3 separate regions of the Homo sapiens genome follow, and regions 1 and 2 are each linked to region 3. A link is a contact called in ENCODE Hi-C or POLR2A ChIA-PET data. All regions are on one chromosome and are shown on one strand. The core of a region is the stretch at or near the end of the contact, and the rest is flanking DNA. Distances in the headings are between cores, read along the strand shown.

Region 1 (4,904 bases), core at 480-2,979, 3.3 Mb before region 3:
GTAAATACTTTTCAATAGTAGAAGAGGAAGGGCTGGGTGCCCTGCCTCACACCTGTAATTCCTGCACTTTAGGAGGCCGAGGCGGGCAGATGGCTTGAGGTCAGGAGTTCGAGACCAGCCTGGCCAACACAGTGAATCCCCGTCTCTACCAAAGATACAAAAATTAGCCGAGTGTGGTGGCAAACGCCTGTAATCCCAGCTACTCGGGAGGCTGAGGCACGAGAATTGCTTGAACCTGGGAGGTGGAGGTTGCAGTGAGCAGCGATCACGTCACTGCACTCCAGCTTGGACCACAGAGCGAGACTCTGTCTCAAATAAATGAATAAATAATAGAAAAGGAGATTAATTACTACTATTAAAGGCAGATAATCTTTTAAGTTTTTTTCTTTGTGATTGTGCTTTGTAGATAATCTTTGTTTATTGAAATAGTTCTTACAAACTATGAACTTAATAAGAAGCACTATCTAGTCATTGGATATCACATTCTCTAGCATCAAAGTTTATAAAAACCTTACAAAAACGAAACAGGAGGCTAGACGTGGTGGAATGACACTAAAAATTAAAATCTGTAGAGTGCCTAAATTTCTACCTAATTATCCATAATCTAAACTATATATTATACCACAAAATCAGTTCATTCTGGTCAAATACTCTCTTCTCATATAATAAACAGCAGTCAGTCTTGGCTTCTCTGTAACTGAGTGACTAATGAGCTCCTAAAAAAAAAAAAAAGTCCTGCGGAAACCAAGAACAGACTATAGGACTGATTCTAAATGTTTACAGTTTAATTTCATCTGCAGAGCATTTGCCAAACAGTATCTCTTCCGTACCTCATCTGATCCTCGGCAATCCCGTTAGGCAGTCAGAGCGGCTTTTATCTCGATGCTACCTACAACTGGGGCTCAGGAGGGGTTCCCGATTGACCAGTGCAAGACTAACAGTTAAAGCTCTTCAGACAAAAATTTTATGCAGTGATGAACAAAAGCTCCTCGTTTGATAGGTAAGCCCCTGGGTACGCTTATATGTGAGTCTGAAACAAAACACTCCCAATTTGGAGTCCGGAAAAAAGCTGACACTACAAGGTGCTGGGCAGTTAAAGTTCTCTGCCAGTCTGGGAAAGGGGCCAAGATGCCCTTTAAAACTTAAGACTTCCTCTCAGGACTTAAGGAGATCCCTGCCCTTCCAGCTGAGCAGTCGAGGATTACGGTCAAGCAGAGCTGTGCTCTTAGCAGGTTCTCGAATCCCTTTTTCCTTTCACTTTCTCCCCAGGTACCCTGATCCCCCACCCCTCAACGCTTCTGTGTTTGTCAAGAAGCCCACCTGGTCTTCTAGACCTGAAGCGGCAGGACCCTCCGTTCCCAATAATACAAGTCACCAAAAGGAGCGTCCCAGAGTCCAGTTTTACCTTCATGTGCCTCTCACTCACTTCAGGCCCAGGCCAGGTTACCGCAACCACTTCACTTTAATGTCCGCCTCCCAGCGCTTCAGACTCAACCACAATATTCAAACCCAAGCCACTTTCCTCAGCGCTTCGTTTCATTGGCTGCCGCTCGCGTGATGTCATCACGTCGGACGCTGTCACGGCTCGCGGCAGCTTGGCGCCAAGAAGCTCAGCCTGGCTGCGCAGGGGAAGCTCTTTGCTTGCTCGTCACCGTGGCAACGCGCGCGGCCGTTTCCGGAGGCGGTGGCCAAAGTGGGCGGGGCTAGGCCGGAGCTGCTGGTGGGAGGCAGCCACTTGAGATCACCAGGCCTCCTGTAGACCGGCGGGTGCAGGGCCCGGTCCCAGAGTTAAGGGTGTGAGTGAGACTGCTGCGGGCAGGGGTTGGCCTATGCCCTCTGCTAGGGGGAGAGGTGGAGTTTGGGTGTGGATTAATGGGTTCTGGGTGTTTATTTTCTTTTCTCTGAGTAGTGAGGCCTCCAAGAAGTTGTAGGGACCTGTTTCTTCCAGACACATTAATATGGGCCAAAATGTGGGGTCTCTTCACCTGAATTAATTGGAGATCTTTTGGGTTGAGGCCTCAGGCTTCATTTCTCAGGACTTCCAGGCCTACTCCCATTAGTACTGACCGTGAAACTATTTTCTGTTTGGTTACTTTTTACATTCTCTGTCTAATGATGGCATAACAAAATAAATTTAAAGATTTTGGCTTGGTTTATTATTAGGTGAAGTGATTTTTTTTAAGTCCCAGGTTATAGATATTATTTCAGCATAGACACTTTAAAAAGAGAGAAAATACCTGGAACAAATCGGAAATACGTTTGCTAAAATAACTTTATTTGGCAGGGTGTTTTTAATAACAGTATCTGAATTTCATTGTTCTATATATTACTGTTATTGTATCCATTTAGCAATTATTTAGATTTTAGACACAATAGTATGCAATGGAATCAAACTCTTCCCTCTTGGAGCTTATATTTTGTGGATTCAATATCACTTTATAAATAGGATGACTCATACCCATGCAGAGTATTATAAATGCAACAATATATGGAAACCTCTGTATTATGGACATTTATTTCCTGTTGAGGAAAATCGGGAGTATTGTGTACTGTATGTGATGCATGTTATATTATTGTTTCTGATCACTAGACAGAGGATCAATAAAGCTACTACTTATTTTTGGCTGTATTACGTGTATCTTAGCTAATGAAATGGTTATTTGTGTGCTGCTGGTCTTGGTAATAAAATCGAGATGTCTTTATTTCCAGTAAGAACTCATTGTATAGTACTTTACGTTTTGACTTCCCAGGTATTTTATTAGTCCCTTTACATATGGTCTCTCAGTTAATTCTCAAAACAGCCCATGAGACGTAGGTAATATTATTTTCATTTTTCTGAGAGAAAACTGAAGTTTTCAGAAAATTCCTAACACAAAATTTTGTCTTGAACTATACAGGCAAGGCAATTCAGAATTGAGTCATTTGTCTCTGAAATACTTTCTGGATTAAGTGACATTAAGAGAATATCTTAATCCAGTCTGAAAATATGCATATTTTGCCAGTTGCTTGTAAAATTGCATGGATCATTGGTGAAGAATAGAAGTGTTTTAAAGTTTGTCTTTTTTGACACCCACATTGTATAAGGTTTATCAGTGCCACAGATGTTTTCACACCTAATCCAAGTACTTTAGATTTCAAATTCAGTGTTACACTTGCCATTTAACAGTGTTCAGATGATGAGGTCCATATTTTAAAGGAATTGTACATTTGGTTAAAGCAGAGAGATTTTGACATTACAATCAATCCCACTACTGTGCCACCTTGCTCCTTGTAGTTTCTAAACATAGAGCTAATGAGACAGAAATTCCCACTTTTAGTTAAAAATTGGAGTATAACTGCTGTGTTATCAGAATACAAGTTTAATATACTTTCATTGTAAACCAAAGAGCAGAGATAAGGATAAATGAAAAGTTAGATTTAAAGTTGTTTCAGACCAAAAAATAAAAATGGAAAAAGTAAAAGTGAATTTAAACATGGCAATAGTGAGGTCTTATTTATTTCCCCCAGGAAAGTCGTTTGGAAACCCCAGGCCAACAGGACCCTTTGGCAGCTGAGGCTGGAAACAGCGGAACCAAAGGCAGACGGTCCTCAGTTGCTTGGGCGGACGTGGACCCAATCTGTCCGTCCTTACAAGTTTCCCCCAGGGGCAGGACCTAGACGCGCGGCGCATTCAGGTTCTCCTGGACCGTAGTGGTAGTCGCTGGCCCGAGTTAGAGGCCAGCTGAGAAGTCTTCGTGCTTCAGGTGAGGAGAAGGGGACCGAGTCCCGGGAACTCGTTTTGGAAACCACCAAACCTTTGGGGGTACTCCACAGGGGTCGCTGGATTCGTCCGGAGCAAAAGAAAAATACGCCCCTGACCCTCTCCCTCTCTTCAACACGCCTTCAACCTGGGTTTGGAAGTTTCCGAATAGTTTTTCCTCGTCAGAGCGTAATTCTTAGGCAAAAGGGTGTATTTTTCTCTTTCCTTAGAACCTCTTTCACTTTCTCAGCGTTCGTGTGCCAGCCGCCACGTCGCGTTTTTGTCCTTAAAAATTACATTTTCAAACAGGATTTCCCTGCCAGACAAAATTGACTGCAATGATTATAATTGTTAGAGCCCTTGAGGGAGTATCCTTCATGGGCATCACTCACCTGTGTGTTTTCACAATTAAAAGAGTAATCTGGCAATTTTATGCTCTCAACAGCCAAAAGTGAACTTTGCTTGTAGAGAAAAGTTAAATGACTTAACTAGGAGATCACAGAGGCAGTTTTCCTGACTCCCTGCTTCCTTATGACCAGAGGGAACTTAATCTTAAATCATTTAGGGTAGCTGGCCACTAGCAGACTGCAGGAGAGCTCCAAGTTGTCTGGTAGGAAACTGGGCTCCAAAAGAGAAGAATATAATTTTCTTTAGAGCATGCCACACCCCCAGCTTCCATTTTTTTAGGGAGGTATTGCAGGAAACAAGAGGCAAATGAACTATTTGTCACCCTTTCTCCAGGTTGACTCAAGTTGGCAGGCAATTAGTTCATAATAAAATATTCAGGCTTTGTGCCTTGACCATAGTTGAATAAACACATAGAGACTGAATGCAATAGAAAAAAATTAAATGCAAGTGATAGCGTTTTTTGTTTGTTTTTCCCCCGCTACTCTGCGTTTTCCTGTATAGTTCTTATTCCTATGTTAGAATTGATGATACTACTTTTCTTTTTAGTTATCAAAATCTGGACATATAGGGTAGGTTGTTCCAGAGTTCACTTTTTAGGCGTATACATTGTACGTTCATTACTGGGAACCCCGCAGCATACTGTTATTTTTAAGTGGAACAGAGCCAAGCCATTGGATGTCGGTTCCTTAATAAAATGAATCTATGAGATATTACAGATATATAGTCAATTTAATTGAAGTACTATTAAATTACATAA
Region 2 (4,419 bases), core at 1,326-3,825, 4.3 Mb after region 3:
CTTTTTAATAGTTTAATCTGGCCAGGTGTGGTGGTTCATACCTGTAATCCCAGAACTTTGAGAGGTCGAGGCTGGTGGATCACTTGAGTCTAGGAGTTCGAGAGCAACCTGGGCAACATGGCAAAACCCCATCTCTACTAAAAATACTAAAGGTAGCCGGGCATGGTGGCACACACCTGTAATCCTAGCTACTTGGGAGGCTGAGGCAGGAGAATCGCTTGAACCCGGGACGCAGAGGTTGCAGTGAGCCAAGATCGTGCCAACGCACTCCAGCCTGGGCAAAAGAGCAAGACTCCATCTTAAAAAAAAAAAGTTTAATCTGTCTGCCTCTAAGACCCTTTCTCCACAGAGTGCTCAAGAAGAATTGTAAAGTGTCAGATACTGAACTGCACAGTATTATATTTTAACTTTCTGTCAGATAACATTAAGAAGAAACAGTAATAACAATAATGATGACATGACTCCCCCTCCCCTCATCAAATACCCTGGATACAACAATGTCCTTTTAAGATATTAAAAAGGCCAGGCCTGTGGCTCACACCTATAATCCCAGCACTTTGGGAGCCTGAGGTGGGAGGATCACTTGAGTCCAGGAGTTCAAGACCAGTCTGGGCAACATAGTGAGACCCCGTCTCTACAAAAAATACCAAAACAAGTAGTGGGGCTTAGTGGCTCACGCCTGTGGTCCTAGCTACTTGGGAGGCACTTGGGAGGACTGCTTGAGCCCAAGAGGCTGAGGCTGCAGTGAACTGTGATTGAACCACTGCACTCCTGCCTGGGCAACAGAGAGAGACCCTGTCACCAAAAAAAAAAATAAATAAAAAAAATAAAAATTATTTTCATTGAATAAAAGACTTTCTAAATGTGAGAACGTTATGTTTGTAAAGGCTAAGTTGTTTCCTTTTAAGCCTGGGGGAGGACAGGAGTAGAAATAACCAAGCAAGGCACACTTCTCATTAGGTATATTAACGTTGATGTTTGAGTTGACATTTGTTGAATTTTTTTTTTCAGAATGGTGCTTCAATTCATGTTTCAAAAGCAGACACAGAAATAATTTCCAGAGAAATGAGCTGGGGGAAAACAGAAATGTGTATGGAATTGGAACAAAATAAACCTGATTTTTTTCAACATTGTATAGAATTGTTCTGAGGTTAAAAAGAAAGGTTTCTAAAAAATAAATATCTAACAAAAGCTGCACAAAGATTAGGCATACATTATCCATGGAGACATTAAAAACTATTAAAAAGGTTTTTTTACCCCACCTCATCCCCTGGTATGTTTGAGGAAAGCATCTGGAAATTCTAACTCAAAATCATCTAAGGGAATCAATGTAAAACAGACACCATTCCATCCCCTTTCATCCTTCTTAATACACCTCAGCCTCTCCCTTGACTAGATAAAAACGTAATTTTCCCTCTCCCAAATACAGTGCAAAACAAAAACTCTTCTGTGAATGGAGAGACATGGATATGGGGTAGAGGTGGAGACTTGCCTACATTACCAGCAGCCAGCCGAAAATGCCCTGTGTGTGTAAAATATGTTCCTTCAAAGGGGCATTGTGAGCACTAAATATAATTTGTGCCAAAAATAATAATGAAAGCTTAGTGAATACTCTACAGTGCAGGCATCGTTACATTTAATCCACAAAACTACCCCATGAGGTAGATATTTACCGTTCTTTTCACTTAACATCTTTTTTAAAAAGCGGAAAACAGAATGATGAATTAACTTGTCCATGGTCATAAAACTGATAGGTAGTGGCACCAGGATTTGGGGACCATCGGGCAGAGGATCTTCCAAAACCGGCTTTTAAAGAGCCACAAAAAGATGTAGCCGGGTTCTTGGCACTACAGTACTGCTTTATAAACAACAGTTCCCTTCTTTTCTCTTAGAGCCCAGTGGGAATCTAGAGGGACACCTTACATAAAGGAAAATGACTGCAACCTGGACCTGTCACTCGACAAATACTGCCTCTCCCCACCTCACTTCACCTGACGTCTCTGCCCAACCGAAGGCAGCTCTCAGAAAACCGCACAGAGGTTACCACCCCAGAAATTCTGAGATCCTAGGAGGTAGCAATGCAAATAGACAAAGCACAGTATTGCTTTGGATCGAAAATATTTGTTTGCTCATCCTAACTCCAATTCCCCTAGCCTAGAACAAACATAGCCCTTCCGCACTCAGGAAATCCCAAGAGGTCAGGTTCAGTCTGGTAAACAACACTGTCCGGGCACCTTGCAGAACACTGGGGACTGTGACGGGCGGCGACAAATTGGCACAAGAGAGACTGAAATGCACAGGGACACCAGCCTAGTGGCCGTGAAAACTCAAGTTGACACTTCCAGGGAGGGAATGGGGGAGGTGGAGCCCAATTCCTGCTTCTGGAGAGAGTAAGAGACTTCCTCCATCCTCCTTCTCCCTCCTCCTCCTCCAAGGCACGCTGAGATTTGGAGCGGAGGAGCTGAGCCCCGCGGGAAAAGCAGAAAAGGGTCATTGCCACTTTAAATGACTCAGGAAGTAAAAGGAGGCCTCCTGACGGGGAAAGGGAAAGTGGAACCGGGGCGGCGCGGGGGCCGGCGGCTGCCGCGATCTCTCCCTGGTAGCGGGAGGCTGAGCGGGCGGCGCGACGCGGGGGCCGACGGGGGCGCCGGGTGGCCGCGCCGGAAGTGCCTTGCGCGGCAGAGGAAGCGCAGGGACAGAGCGGAGCAGGCCGAGCCGGCGGAAAGGGTCTTTGCTGCTGCGCCCGGGCAGGGGCTGCCGCGGCCCCAGGTCCCGCTTCGAGACGCGGCGCGGTCCAGGCGGGAGGCGACTCCCTAGGAAGGGACCCGGGGCGGGAGGAGGAAGTGAGGCCGCGCGGAAGGAAGGCGGCGAGCCCCGGGGCCCCGAGGCCTTGGCCGCGTCACAGCACCCACATGGCCTCTGGAGTGGGCGCGGCCTTCGAGGAACTGCCTCACGACGGCACGTGTGACGAGTGCGAGCCCGACGAGGCTCCGGGGGCCGAGGAAGTGTGCCGAGAATGCGGCTTCTGCTACTGCCGCCGCCATGCCGAGGCGCACAGGCAGAAGTTCCTCAGTCACCATCTGGCCGAATACGTCCACGGCTCCCAGGCCTGGACCCCGCCAGCTGACGGAGAGGGGGCGGGGAAGGAAGAAGCGGAGGTCAAGGTGGAGCAGGAGAGGGAGATAGAAAGCGAGGCAGGGGAAGAGAGTGAGTCGGAGGAAGAGAGCGAGTCAGAGGAAGAGAGCGAGACAGAGGAAGAGAGTGAGGATGAGAGCGATGAGGAGAGTGAAGAAGACAGCGAGGAAGAAATGGAGGATGAGCAAGAAAGCGAGGCCGAAGAAGACAACCAAGAAGAAGGGGAATCCGAGGCGGAGGGAGAAACTGAGGCAGAAAGTGAATTTGACCCAGAAATAGAAATGGAAGCAGAGAGAGTGGCCAAGAGGAAGTGTCCGGACCATGGGCTTGATTTGAGTACCTATTGCCAGGAAGATAGGCAGCTCATCTGTGTCCTGTGTCCAGTCATTGGGGCTCACCAGGGCCACCAACTCTCCACCCTAGACGAAGCCTTTGAAGAATTAAGAGTAAGTATTGGGCCTTCAGAGCATAAACCTAGGGGTCAGGACACCTGGGTTTCAACTCAGGTGGCCTGGCTGTGACCACATTCGCTTTCACTGTGTCCCTAAGAAGCTAGTCTTTCCAACTTTTTGGGAGCAGTTCTTATTCACCGTTTTTGGTTGAACTCTTTTGAGAATCTGATGAAAGTTCTGGACTCTGACCTGAGAAAATACACACAAAATCTAGTATACAATTTCTAGAAAATTGCAAGTTTCTGGTCTGTGGATCCCAGGTAAAGCATTTCTTGGGAGTTTTGACCCCACTTAGGCCAATTTCCACAGCATCACTATTGTTGAAACTGGTGCTTTGTGCTAGGGCTCTTGATAAGGCAATCTTTTTGCCTACTTGAAAACATGGGAAATAGGATTTTGCCACATGAATCCAAGCAAGTGATACGTCTGCATTGAAAAGACTAACAAAATAGTTTTAATAGTAACTTCATATGTGCCCCGAGTTCATTTTAGATTCTTCGTGTTTGAAACTTAGTAGAAAAGGAGGGTAAGAAGATGGAGGCCAAATTGGGGTGGGAGTGGAAGTTCCCATGTCCTCTGTCTGGATCTTTGTCTGTCGTGGACCTTACTGGTCCCCCAGAACAGTGGACACTTCGGAAATATTTGTTGAATGAATGAATTTGCAGACGATGCACCTTTTATTCATATTGTGGATGTTTACTATCATTGAGAGAAACTGCTGGTGTTAATCGGGGAGGGAGGGGGAAATTTTGAGTGGAGTGATCAGTTCATTAAGTAATCTGTATTAGTGAACATTGTCATATTATGATGACTTTTGCTTCCCTGAATAGGG
Region 3 (4,855 bases), core at 2,356-4,855:
AGCAAAGAGATGAATTAAGTTCACATAGCCGTAAGAGGAAAAGCCTGGACTAAACACATATGTTCTGACTCTAGAGTTCATGCTTTTAACCATGATACTAACATAGTTTATATTTCCACTATGTAAGTTTCACATAAAATGGATAAATTGCCTTTTAAATATAAGATACTGAGAAACAAAACTATTAGAGCTATGTATCATTAGAACTCCAGAGAATGAGGCAAGATAGCTGGTTCTTAGTTTCTCTGGAGAGGTGTTCTTGCTCTCAGAAAGCTTGCAACCCAACTGGGGAATCAGAATATATTCTAAGGAAAACAATATACTGTGATATACAAAGGACTTGCTATGAAAGTTGAGGGGCGGCAGTAAGTTCTAAGGACCAGGCCATCATAAAAGGCTTGATGGAAGAGATAGGCCTTAAAGCAGGGATTACTCTGATAGGAGGAAGAAAAGAATTAGGGTGTTATAAGTAAGGAGAAGCATTTGAACACAATTATTGATGAAATGCTGTTACCAAAACACCAGGAGTTCCATCTATGTCTTGCTGCTTACCACCCAAAAAGTCAATCACTGAGACAATGATTATTGTCAAAGAAGAAGGCTTTAATCAGATGCTGCAGCCAAGGAGATGGGACATCAGTGTCAAATTCACCTTCCTCACTGACTAAAATTAGGGGTTTATATAACAGGGAAGAAATGTTAACTACGTATGAGAAAACAGGAACTAAGGAAGGGTAAGGAAACAATAACGAAGAATGAGGGGTCTGGCATATCACTGTCTAGATGCAGTAATCTGGTGAGTTTCAGCTCTTTGATACTTGTTGAGAGGTCTGGGCATCCTTTCTTGAGGAAGGAACTGAGATAAAGATCAACAAAATGTGGCTGGGCGCAGTGGCGCATGCCTGTAATCTCAGCACTTTGGGAGGCTGAGGCAGGCAGATTGCTTGAGCTCAAGAGTTCCAGACCAGCCTGGCCAACATGGTGAAACTCCATCTCTACAAAAAAAAATACAAACATTAGCCAGGCATAGTGGCATGCACCTGTGGTCCCAACTACTTGGGAATCTGAGGTGGGCAGATGACTTGAGCCTGGGAGGTAGAGGCTGCAGTGAGCTGAGATCATGCCACTGCACTCCAGACTGGACACCAGGGCAAGACTCTGTCTCAAACAAGCAAACAAAAAGATAAAACAAATGCAAGTTTCAAGCTTTCAGAAAAGAAGTGTCCATTTCTATGTTTATTAATTTAAAAAACCCCAATAAACAAAACTAAACAAACAAACAAAACCCTGTCTATGGGACTGTTGGGTTGATTTCAGTACCATGAAAAGATCCAATTGTTTAAATGTTTAATGTATGGAGATAATAGGGGAGGTTGGAAAAGTAAGGATCATATTGAAGAGGTAACTTGAATGCTAGGTTAAGGAGTTAGGACTTTATTCTCTAGACCTGCCCTGCTGGATACAGTAGCCACTAGTCACATGTGGCTACTGAGCATTTGAAATGTGCTAGTTCAAATTGAGGTGTGTTCGGGCACAATACATACCAGCTTTTGAAGACTTAGTAGGAGAAAAGAATGTAAAGTATCGCCTTAATAATTTTTAGATTAATTAATTTTGTAGCTTGCACTTACGGCTTACATTATATTTCTATTGGAAAGTACTGCTCTATAAAATGAAAAATGAAGGAAGCTTAATGATCAGAAATTTATGTAAAAATTGTTTTAAGAAGTTTATTTTGGTATAAGCAGAGTGTAAGACAACTGTTCTCATTCAGTAAGCCAATGGCAAGTAAAGAAAAAAACAAGGTTCTAGTGAAGAAATGGGACTGCTATAATTTAAAAGATATTTAAGAGACAGAACAGCTAAATGGAAAGTGTACATTTTGTCTGATTCTGAGTCAAGCAAACCAACCAGAAAAAGACATTTTCAATTAACCGTGGAAATGTAAGTAAGGTCTAGATATTATGTGACAGTCCAATAATGACATTATGGAGATAAAAGAAAAAGTTGGTACATTTTAGGGATGCAAACTAAAGTATGTAGAGATGAAATGACAAAATATTTGGTATTGCTGGGGAAAAAAACTATTTCTTACTTTCCAAACCCCAATAAATAAATAAGGTAACACAATAACCTAATAAATAGTAAATCAAAATAAAATGCTTTTGCTGTAAAAAACAAAAAACCTGGAGTACCGGAGCATATCTACCTACACAAGGAAGAACCAAGCTGTGGACAGAAGGGAGTTTGAGGGCTAGAGATGTTCAAGGTGGCATCATTCTGACAGTACTGTTTAGAAAAGCATTCACCACACTACTTAATTCCATTGCTTTAGGTATTTTCATGAGGCCACACAAGAAAGTATGATGCAGCCAGGACTAAAACCAGATGCTCTTTGTATCTGCCTTTAAACATGACAAAACCCTGTGGAGAACCTAATCTATGCTTTCATCTTTAGATTTTTAAACTTGCTTGTTTCATTCAGTTATTCTTTATAGTTCATAACATCATTAAATAACTGATCATATTAGATTATTTTATTTATTCTGCTTAAGTTTATCTTGACTGCTTCTCAAACTCAGATTGGTAGAAGTTTAAAAAAGAAGGAAAGCAAAATCAAAGCAGTAACAACAAAACCATTTTAACATCTCCAAGTGAAATTTATGTCATGCTGGCCAAAAATAAGATGTAGTTTTCATCTCCAGGTACAATGCTAGGAAGAGGTGTTAATGTAAAGTAAGCAGCACAAAGAAGTAATAAAAGGAAACACAGGAATCAAGAAAGGGAGAAGAAAGAAAGGTGAGAAAAACACCACCACCACCACCACCACCACCACCAGCAACAATAACAAACCCCAACAGTGCCCATATGCAGTGCCCCCTAACTGCTTCGAAGAAGAACAGTTCATTCTGCTTTTTTCTGTAAGCTTGAAAGATAGCATAGCTGCCCTGGGAATGTGTAGACTTGCTGAGTCCTTGTTCTGCCCCTACCCAACTAGCTGTTTGGCCTTGATCCTTGATTTCTTTCCTCATCTATAAAGTGGGAATAATGGCACCTGCCTTACTTGTCTCACTGGGTTGAAATGAAAGCGAAGTGAAATAGCAAATGTGAAAGAATTTTGGAACGTTTTTATGTTGTAAGTTGGTTGCTAAGGTCTAAAAGAAATATTAATAATTACGTCGAATATCTTCTGCAGAAAAAATTAAACCGACCCCATCCCCCGCACATCTAGCCCTACCTGGCATAGGTTTTAGTTCTTTTAATTTTCGAATTAGAACATTGTAAAGGAACTGTAGGGACGAGAGTGGCATCAGGTCTCCTCATCCTTCTCACATCCTTGCCCCCGCACCCCTCTCTCACCCCAGAGTTCAAGCACCAACCGAAAAGATTGAGAGTAGCTCAGGGTACGGTAAACGGAGGAAGCTTTGAAAAAGGCGGGGAAAGCCTGGGATGGCGAGGGGGTGCTCGCTGAGGAGGAGGAGAGAAGCGACAGTCGCGGGGCCCGGAAAAGAGAGACTTAGAGCGAAGCCAAAGGCGCCTTTCTTCACAGTTTGGGAACTTACTGGTAGTAAACGCCACTCCATAGAAGCGGTGACCGGTTACCATAGAGACCGCGTCGGGGTGGGCGGAGCGTCGCTTCTGAGCTGTGCCACGGCCACATCAGCTCGGCCAGAAACGCGAACACGTCGGAACAGTGACTTCCGGCGGAAGAAGAAGCCGGTCCGGAGTTCTGGCCGACAGCAGGCGAGGAGTGGGTAGCAGCGCCTATGTGAAGTTAGGTAGGTCTGATGTCGTATAAAGCGCGGAGAGGGTGCCCGCCAATGGCTGGGTGGGTAAAGCCGACTGTGAATGGAGAAGATTCCCAAGTCCCGAGCTTGAGGAGGCCCCGGCTGTTTCGTTAAGTGTATATAGCTGTGGGAAGAGGTTGCCTGATTTCTGGGGCTCCTGGTAGGGTCTCTCTTCTGGAGCGTGGAAGACTGGGGCATCCTCGCGTAGAGAGTTTCACTCTGTCTTTGCGAGGTCTCAGCGCCTCTCCAATAACAGGGGACTCTTGTTCTCTACCAGCTGGTGCTGACGTTATTTCCCATATCATGCTCTCCAGACAATCTGGAGGAAAAGCAAACGAGAAACTTTCAGAAGGAATGCCCCCAAATTTATTTTAATTCTTTGATGTTCTGTTTTGCTTTTTTTTTATTCGTTCATTTTGTAAATATTCATTAAGCTCCTCCAGCGTGTTTAGTGGGTGCTTACTTGTGTGCCAGTTTTATCATAAGACTAGCAGAAATACCTTCTTAGAGGTTCATACACCACCTGGTTCATTATAAAATTCTTTTTTTTAATGCTGTTCATTAATTAAAGTATAAATATATATCGTGAAATACCTAACACGTTTTCCATACTTGTCGGTACACTTATACCTGGAATTCTTGGGGCATTTTAAATGAAAATCTGTGCTTCCTCAGGTTTGCATTATAATCATGATTTACTCGACTAAATACTAAAGAATTTACAAGGGCAGTACTTAATTTTTTCTTAGATACATGGCAAACTGTGATGAATTGTCATTAATATTTCTATTCAGCTAATCTGAGAAGGCCCACTTCTGGTTCCATGGATGATGGCGGTTGAGCAGATGCCAAAAAAGGATTGGTACAGCATCCTGGGAGCAGACCCATCTGCAAATATATCAGACCTAAAACAAAAATATCAAAAACTCATATTAATGGTAAGTCTTTTCTTTCAGATTTTAAATCATGAGGGGAAAAAAATCAATTTTTATATGAAACCACAAATTTAGGTTTCCAGAAAATAGGATACCAGTGGCAGGAATCCAGGTATTAATTTGATTTAATTG

Evidence for each region. A loop is a pair of places that touch in the nucleus more often than their neighbours do. ChIA-PET counts read pairs that join two places held with the same protein, here RNA polymerase II (POLR2A). Pooled maps may share reads with other maps.
Region 1: a map of CD8-positive, alpha-beta T cell shows a loop between it and region 3 (14-fold over the local background). The contact joins the promoter of METTL15 here to the promoter of DCDC1 in region 3. A Hi-C loop is called at or near these places in 3 of 168 maps with a recorded cell type or tissue (CD8-positive, alpha-beta T cell and naive thymus-derived CD4-positive, alpha-beta T cell) and 11 of 50 pooled maps. POLR2A ChIA-PET finds 5 or more read pairs at or near these places in 2 of 52 experiments (activated B cell and activated CD4-positive, alpha-beta T cell).
Region 2: a loop to region 3 is called in a map of CD4-positive, alpha-beta T cell, with 8 times the contacts of the local background. The contact joins the promoter of TRIM44 here to the promoter of DCDC1 in region 3. A Hi-C loop is called at or near these places in 3 of 168 maps with a recorded cell type or tissue (B cell, CD4-positive, alpha-beta T cell and naive thymus-derived CD4-positive, alpha-beta T cell) and 5 of 50 pooled maps.

The regions. Positions count from the first base shown.
Region 1 is chr11:28,106,659-28,111,562 of GRCh38, forward strand. METTL15 (methyltransferase 15, mitochondrial 12S rRNA N4-cytidine) reads left to right here and starts at 1,730. Exons shown (of 7, transcript NM_001113528.2): 1 at 1,730-1,794; 2 at 3,508-3,743. KIF18A (kinesin family member 18A) reads right to left here and starts at 1,498. Exons shown (of 17, transcript NM_031217.4): 1 at 1,406-1,498. RefSeq lists enhancers at 711-1,235, 776-1,035, 1,236-1,759, 1,946-2,025, 3,271-3,771 and 1 more.
Region 2 is chr11:35,660,200-35,664,618 of GRCh38, forward strand. TRIM44 (tripartite motif containing 44) reads left to right here and starts at 2,576. Exons shown (of 5, transcript NM_017583.6): 1 at 2,576-3,581. The coding sequence starts at 2,913. RefSeq lists enhancers at 2,233-2,552, 2,764-3,264 and a silencer at 2,593-2,972.
Region 3 is chr11:31,366,134-31,370,988 of GRCh38, forward strand. It overlaps DCDC1 (doublecortin domain containing 1), which reads right to left and starts at 3,606. Exons shown (of 39, transcript NM_001387274.1): 1 at 3,564-3,606. DNAJC24 (DnaJ heat shock protein family (Hsp40) member C24) reads left to right here and starts at 3,727. Exons shown (of 5, transcript NM_181706.5): 1 at 3,727-3,779; 2 at 4,583-4,726. The coding sequence starts at 4,616. RefSeq lists an enhancer at 3,540-4,019.